Linked DNA regions of Mus musculus: region 1 is linked to region 2. A link is a contact called in ENCODE POLR2A ChIA-PET data. All regions are on one chromosome and are shown on one strand. The core of a region is the stretch at or near the end of the contact, and the rest is flanking DNA. Distances in the headings are between cores, read along the strand shown.

The links. ChIA-PET counts read pairs that join two places held with the same protein, here RNA polymerase II (POLR2A).
Region 1: POLR2A ChIA-PET joins it to region 2 with 13 read pairs in embryonic stem cell. The contact joins the enhancer-like site here to the promoter of 5031434O11Rik in region 2. POLR2A ChIA-PET finds 5 or more read pairs at or near these places in 3 of 5 experiments (Patski and embryonic stem cell).

What each region holds. Positions count from the first base shown.
Region 1 is chr3:51,609,997-51,613,975 of GRCm38, reverse strand. No RefSeq gene overlaps it. Among named protein-coding and RNA genes, the nearest start is that of Mgst2, 49 kb to the left of the region's middle. Within about 2 kb of position 1,880, at least 1 of the 3 ENCODE cell types and tissues checked has a DNase peak (open chromatin) inside an H3K27ac peak, as active enhancers do.
Region 2 is chr3:51,557,420-51,561,320 of GRCm38, reverse strand. It overlaps 5031434O11Rik (RIKEN cDNA 5031434O11 gene), which reads right to left and starts at 1,336. Exons shown (of 5, transcript NR_160686.1): 1 at 1,113-1,336; 2 at 432-572. Setd7 (SET domain containing (lysine methyltransferase) 7) reads left to right here and starts at 498. Exons shown (of 8, transcript NM_080793.5): 1 at 498-803. The coding sequence starts at 764.

The DNA.
Region 1 (3,979 bases), core at 631-3,130, 52 kb before region 2:
CCCTTGACCTTGTCACAGCAGATTGTCACCTCTCTGAAATCACAGGCAGGCCTGTAGCCTCTTACCTTCTGACTGACCGGCATCCAGTAACTCCTCAGACATCATCTTTGACCTCCGCAGCCTTCCCTGGTTTCTGGAGTTGGTTCTCCCTTGACCCTGTGCCCACCCTGCAGCTCTGTTGTGCCAATCCCCCCTCAGGAGATGGCCCCGATGACTTTACTTAGAAGAGGATACCAGTGACAATCCCACACCAAATCTGCACCCCTGCCAGCTTCCCCCTTCTCCTCCACCTCTTAAAATAAACTTTGTCCCTCCCATCATTTCGTGCTGGGGACTCTAGATCCCTTCTCCTTTGCCTTCCTGTGGTGGGATTAGCCACTACTGCTGTCTGCAGTCTCCTTTTTCCTATAGACTCTCCCCATCATCATTAAGCATGTTTCATTTTACTCCTTGGTTTCCTTGGCTATGGCCAAGTTCCCCCACAGCCTCAAGTCCCCAGCCAGTGATGCCAGCTAGGAAGGTGGAAGGACTTTTAGGAGAACGGGGCCTAGCTGAAGGGAACAGGTCATTAGGGGTACACCTCTGAAGGTCCCTGGTCCCTTCTTTAATATCCACTTCTTAACCATCATAAAGTGAGCAGGCTCCTCCATATGCGCCCATTACCGTGATCAATGGAAGCAAAAACAGTGGACTGAAGTCAATAAAACCATGACCTAGATTCTTCCCTTAAGCCATATCTTCTCATATATTTTGCCACAGTAATGAGAGAGGCTGATAAGAGACTGCCTTGAAAGTAAAGTCAGAGGCTGGGGAAACGGCTCAGCCAGGAGAGAGCCTGATACACAAGCATGAGGACTTCAGTTTGATCGCGGCACCACGGAGAAGCTGAGCACAGCTACATATTCCTATGATCCCAGCACTGGGGGAGCGGGAGACAAAGACCCGGGGTTTGCTGGCCAGTCTGCAAACTAGCCGAACCAGTGAGCTCCAGGGTCAGCAAGAGGTGAGAGAGGTTGTCTCAGAAACAAAGGTGAGGGGCTGCTGAGGATAACACATGACAGCAACCTTGGACCTTCATGTGTGTGTCACACACACACACACACACACACACACACAGAGAGAGAGAGAGAGAGAGAGAGAGAGAGAGAGAGAAAATCAAAATGCTCCCTCACTCCTCCATTCTCCCCTATGCCCAGCACCTCCTTCTTCCTCCTGTTCAGTTATCTTCTCTCCCCAGCTTCCCCCTCCCCAACTGCAGGCCAGGGTGGATGCCAAAATGGCTGTCACCAGAGCCACTGCTACCTGGATGAAGCTCTATAATGAACACTGTGTCTTACCCACAGGCAACCTGTTCAACTACAAATGATTCCCTGCCCTCTTTCTGTAACACGTGCCCCATCTTGGTCTTAATAGTCTGTGTGTGTATGTATGTGTGTCTATCTGTCTCTATCTCTCTGTGTCTTTCTGTCTCTCTGTCTCCCTCTTCCTCTCCCTTTCCTTCTTTCTCTCCTTCTCTCCCCATCTCTCTGCCTATCTGACTGTCTTTCTGTATGTCTCTGTCTCTCTCCTACAATGGATTCTTTCGCATTTTTTCCCTGAAGCTCTGTCTGGCCTCTTGCTCCACTTTATTCTTTAAACTCTCACGAGCCAAGCTTCTTTATGCTCTGAGCTTCTCTTACTACCCAAAGTCTGACCAGCCCATTGCCCCTCTCCCTGTCTACAGCTTCCTTTTGGCTTCAGACAGCAGCCTGCACCCAGACACCTCCCCTGGAGCCGCTCCTGCAAAGTCATCCTGTTCGGCCCCATCATGCCCCAGACTGGCTCCTGCTCAGCCCCTCCTCCCAGCTCAGCCCTCCAGTCCGCGTCCTTGGCTAACCCTTGCTGAGGCTCAGCTTCAGTGCTGCCTCCTTGTGCCGGCAAAGCTTTCAGTATCCACTTGTTCAGCACAGACCTTAAATGGGAGTGATTGCCAAAGCCTTGCTCTCTTGTCCCTCTCAGATCCAGTCAGTGGCCAATTCTCTTAACTCCATTTTAGACACACGTTTCCCAAAAGACCTTTTCCCTCTGGATACCTGTTCTCCTCCTCTTCTCTTCCGCCACTGAAAATGGGTGGCCATCAGCCAAGAATTTGGTGAATTGGTGAATTCTAAAATGTCCCTAAGCTATAGACAGGGAAAGGGGCATGGGGTAGTCAGACGATGGATCGTAAGAGAAGCTTTAAAATGCTGTGTTAATAACCTCAGCATTGTTGCCGCAAAATACCCAAAATAATAAACTTTAAAAACAACAAGGTATGTTGGTGCATACCTTTAATCCTAGTACGTGGGAGGCAGGAGACAGGTGGGTCTCTGAGTTTGAGTACAGCCTGGTCTATAGAGTGAGTTCCAAGACAGCCAGAGCTACACAAAGACCTTGTCTTGAAGTCTAAAAAGAAAAAAAAGAAAAAAAAAAGAAAAGGAAAACAAAACTTTATTCTTCAGAATTACAAACATGTCTACCATGAACTATGATCATATGTGTGCCTCATTCCTCCTCCAGTTGCCCCTGAATTCCCCCAACATGTCCACTTCCCAACTTCATGTCTTTTTAAAAACATAACTCATTAAGTCCAGTGAGTGCAGTCCCATCCACCAGGACACAGGAATCCCACCCGTGGTCACATCACTGAAAACAATGACTCTCCTTCCCCTGGGAACTATCACCTGCCAGGAGCTCCTCAGAAAGGGGTGGGTCCTGAAGACCATCATCCACCCCATCTACCACGGACTTCGGGCTGAGCTTGTGCTCTGCTCAGGTAACAATCCTCCTCCTGACCCCCAGACCACTGAGAGTCCACTAGGGCAACAACCACATTGTGTTCAGAAACCAGCATTCCCAGCACCCCCTACACACACACACACACACACACACACACACACACACACACCACATACACACACACACACTCACACACACACACACTCACACACACCACATACACACACACACACTCACACACACACCACATACATATACACACACCACATACATATACACACACACACTCACACACACACCACATACACACACACACACCACATATACACACACACATACCACATACACACTCACACACACACTCACACACACACACCACATACACACACACACACACACTCACACACACACACCACATACACACACACTCACACACACCACATACACACACACACTCACACACACACACTCACACACACACATATATACTCACACACATACAACATACACACACGCACACACAGAGGCATGCACATAGGCACGCACGCACATGCACACACATGCACGCACACACACACCATTCTTTTATAGTATTTATGGCTCCTCTTGAGGAGCCTATGAGGTCCTGGGGTTGATATAGATGCCCCATTTGGGGCAAGAGATCACCTTACGAGGAGGAAAGTTTATTTTCAGCTCACACTTTCAGTACATGATCACTGGACCCAGTGGGCTGTATCAACACATCATGGCGGGAAACACGTGATGAAGTGGGTAGAGTCTCAATACCTCCCTTCAAAGACTTGCCCTCAGGGCCTAAGCTCCTTCCTAGCACCCCTCCTAAAGGCTCCACCCTCTCTCAACAGCACCCATAGTCTAGAGAGCAAATCTTTAGGATAGGAACCTTTGAAGGATATCCCAGATGCAAGCCCTGGTTCCCTGGGCTCTGTCTGCTTCGTATGTTCCAGCTCATCTTAGGACTTTGCGCTGCCTGAGGAAACAATGAAGATGCACACCATGCTCTTGGTTGGCTGGCCTGGGCTCTCATGGCTCACAGCACTCTGCTGACTTGACTCTTCACTCTGCACAGCTCCCCTGCACCTACTGCTTTCTCCCTTGCTCCTTGCGCTTACTCTGAGCCTTCCTCTGCTCCCCACAATGTTTAGAAAGGTGGTGTCATCTAGTGTTGTCCGGGGTCCCATCATCCTGCCACGTGCCATCCCAT
Region 2 (3,901 bases), core at 87-2,586:
CACTTTGCAACTCTGGGCAGTAGCGAGCCGAGTGAAGTGGGGCTCGAGGGCAAGAGGAAGTAGAAGCTCAGGAACCAAAGGCTTCCTTAGTTCCGAGTGCGCTCCAGCTGTCCAGGAGTGAGATAGTGGTAGGAACACCCAGCATGACGCACTTCCAAGTCCCTGGTGGCACATCGTGGGGTATCAGGTGCTCTGAGCCCCTCACCCACCCCAGGCGGGTACCCTCGAGGCCCCCGGCGCTAGCGAACAGCCGGCGGCGACCTGGACCGCGTGGCTGGCGAACAGTGAACCAAGCCAAAAGGTAAACGCCGCCTGGTCTGCCCACTGCCTGGTCTTAAGAGGCGGCGCAGCTCCGGAGCACCTTGGGTTCTAAGGATCCTCACTTCTGGGAAAGGACAGGGAACTGTCAATCAACGAGGGAGGGAGCGCACCGGCGCCGGGTGATGTCAGCGGATCAGCTGCTCCATAACAAAGAGGGGGTATCACAGGAGAAAGTTGCAGTGGCGGCAGCACCCCAGAGCCTCCGGGACCGGGGACGAGAGGAGAGGGGGCGGCGGCTGCGGCTGCCGCGGCTGGCGGAGGAATTGAAAGGACTGTAGGGGGAGGCAGCGCGAGCCGCCCCGACTGCTCCTCCTCTTCCTCCCCCTCCTCCCCCTCCTCCAAACTCGCAGGGCTTAGCTCCAGCGCTCGCTCAGCCACCAGGAGCACCCAGAGGGACGGGAGCCGGCCGCACGGCCCCGGGCTGGGTAGGGTCTCAGCCGCCATGGATAGCGACGATGAGGTGGTGGAGGAAGCCGTGGAAGGTACAAGCTTTTCTCCAGGACTCTGGGGTGGGGACAGGCGCCTGGGGCGGAAAGCGCCAAAAGAGTGGCGGTCTGCGACGCGCGCCGGGCCGAGCCGAAGGCCGCCGCGGTCCCTAAGCGGATGGCGGGTCGCTCGGCTCAGGCGGGGGCTGCACTGCCTACGCCACGCCGCCGGGAGCGTGCGGGGCGCGGCGGGGCAGGGGCGGGGAATGGGGCCCCGCGGGGTCCGCCGCCCTGGGAAAGCTGGGCCCCTGCATCCCGCCTGGCCTCGGCAGCATCCTCCCTGGGAGTTGCGACGCTGCCTAGCACCTTGGCCTTAGTCCTTGCGGGGATGGAGGATGGGAGGGCAGTCCCTTGAGGCCCGCGATCTCCGCGGGGCAGCGTTGTTTCAGCCACCTCGACTTCCCCTCTCCGACCGCCTGCCCTTTTCCTGACTGAGTCGCTGCGTCCCATGGCCACCAGGGCCGGGTCTAGGTGGGTCTCCCATCGCAACGCACCCGGCCGCACACCAGGCACATGGCGGCCCTGGCCGCTCCTCCGGGGTAAAAAAAAAAAAAAAAAAAAAAAAAAAAAAAAAGATGAAATCATGGCTAGGTAGAGCACGCCGCTCCCCACCAGGCTACCCTGCCCCTGGGCGAACTCAGCCACCCGCCCTTCCCCCTCCCGGCTTCCCAGCGAGGTGCAGGCGCGCCGTGCGGACGCTCCAGCCGGGACCCAAATTGCTGGGTGACACTTAACTTTCTGAATTCCGAGCTGTCGGCTGCCGGTGATATCACCGCCTGGGTGTCAGGTTTCTCCGCCCCCTCTTGCGCACCCCTCCCCCGACTCCCGTCGCCACCGTGTTTTGCTGAGTTTCTCCGCCTCTTTTTTTTTTTTTTTTTTCTTTTTTGCCCCCCTACTTATAAAACGTCCGTGGCGACGTTATACAATCTCGTTGTTTGTGGCTTGAGAGGTTATGATTTTGTAACAACGAACACTGGAAAACACTCTTAAGCGTATTTATTATTTATCTTATTCTATCCCAGATAGTGTTCCCGTGATGTTTTTGCAAGATTGCGTAGTGTTGTTCCAGAATTTGTTAAACACAGCAACTGACTAATTTTAAGTCGGTGGTTGAATCTGGTTTTGATCTCATTTGTATAAACAGGTCTGACAAACGATAAAGAAAAAGTGGCTGTGCTTAACAAATGCATATGGATATGTACTTGTTAGTGCTACGTGGGGAGAAATCTCTTTGGTGTGTCCATAAATACAACTTTTGCAGACTGCTGAAGGCTTAGGGTGAGATGAAGCAGAATAATTTTTTGAATTTCCGGAAAGGCATCCATTCTAATTTACTTTGTAAAATGTATTTCTTCATTTTAGTTTTTGTTTTGTTTGTTTGTTTTTTTTTTAACAACTTTTAAGTACATAGTTTTGCTTGTAACTTTTGGAGAGACTAAAATGCGGATCCACAGAGCTTACATTTCTCTAAATAAACCCAGTGTTGGGATTAATGAGGCCCAGCTAGCATTGTTTGAGCCAATCATAGGAAGCCTTCTTTAACTTCCAAAGTTATTGACTTCTTGTAAATTTCTGCTATGACAGAAAAAGTGTTCTTAACAAAGTGCCACTGTCGCTCTCATTCTTCCTGGGGTTTTTTTGCCCTAAACAGTATTTTTTAGGTTTGTTTGTGTTGTTGTTGATGATGGTGATTTTTTTATTCTTTAATGTCATGCGCAGTGGTGTTTCTGTTTGCATGTATGTCAGCGTGAGGATGTCATATTCCCTGGAACTGATGTTACAGACAGTTGTGAGCTTCCATGTGGGTACTGGGAATTCTTCCCAGGTTTTATGGAAGAGCAGCCGGGGCTCTTAACCACTCAGCCATCTCTCCAGCCCCTCCTCCTGTTCTTTTACTTGCAATTTTTAAAAACAAACCCTTAAGCACAGATAGTGCCCCCAGCCCAAGCCACCTTCTCCAGGGCTGATGTTTAGAAAATGTGCTCTGTTGTTTATGATCCTAGCACTGGCATGTGAACAAAAACCAGGCCCGTGGCATACACACCTGCAGGTGGAGGCGGAGGCAGGAGCATCAGGAGGTCAAGGTCACCCTCGGCTGCATAGCAAGTCCAAACCCAGCCTGAACTATAAGACCCTGTCTCAAAATGATAAGAAATGTTTAAAGTATATTTTCAGGTTTCATGTTAGTCCAGTAGATTCAAAACACTGCAGTTTCTTTACCTTAACTGTAGGGGTGGTGAGGGGGGGGGCTTTTATATAGGATGGACAGATATAGCACTACTATAAATCAGCTCATTAGAGCAAGAAAGGCACCATTAATAATTATGCTATGACAGCTGGCTTAAACGCTGGCTTGTCTTGGGCAGTCACTCAGTTTTACCTAAGAGTAAACAAGTAGAGGAACTTCCTTGTTTTGCTTTTTTGCAGATTTTTGTTTTTGTGGATCTGTGAAACACGATCTCTGTGGCCCAGGCTGGCTTTGATATGATGTGCTGCCATTACAGATGTGATATCTATTCCTGGATTTTTAAAAGAACAACAACAAGACTCACTCTCTCTCTCTCTCTCTCTCTCTCTCTCTCTCTCTCTTTCTTCCTTCCCTTGTTTCCTTTGCTGTGTTGGGCAAACAATATACCACGGAGCTACATACTCTAGCCCAAGAGTGACTTAGTATTCTAAAGTCCTTAGAAAAGCCAGGTATAGTGGGGCATATATGTTATCCCAGTTACATGGGAGGCAGGAGAGAGGATCGTTTTTTAAGACTGGGAGACTGGGAGTTCTAACAGAGCTTGAACCTGTAAAATAGATAGATTCCGTCTCAAAAAAATAAAAAGTGGTAGAGAGATGGCTTGGTGCCTGCTCTCGAAGAGGACCTGGATTCTGTTCCCAGCACCCACATGGCAACTGAGAACCTCAGCACCTCCAATTCTGTTGGCTCCAACACTCCTACATATAAAATGAAACAAGTGCATCAAAAAAGAAAAGAAAAGGCTCTGGGAAGCATTTTGGGCTCAGCTTTGCCATGTGCCCTGGCTGGAAACTGTATCCCTCACTCTTTCTCCAGGTCCGTGTTGGCCTTGGCACTTCGCATCGCT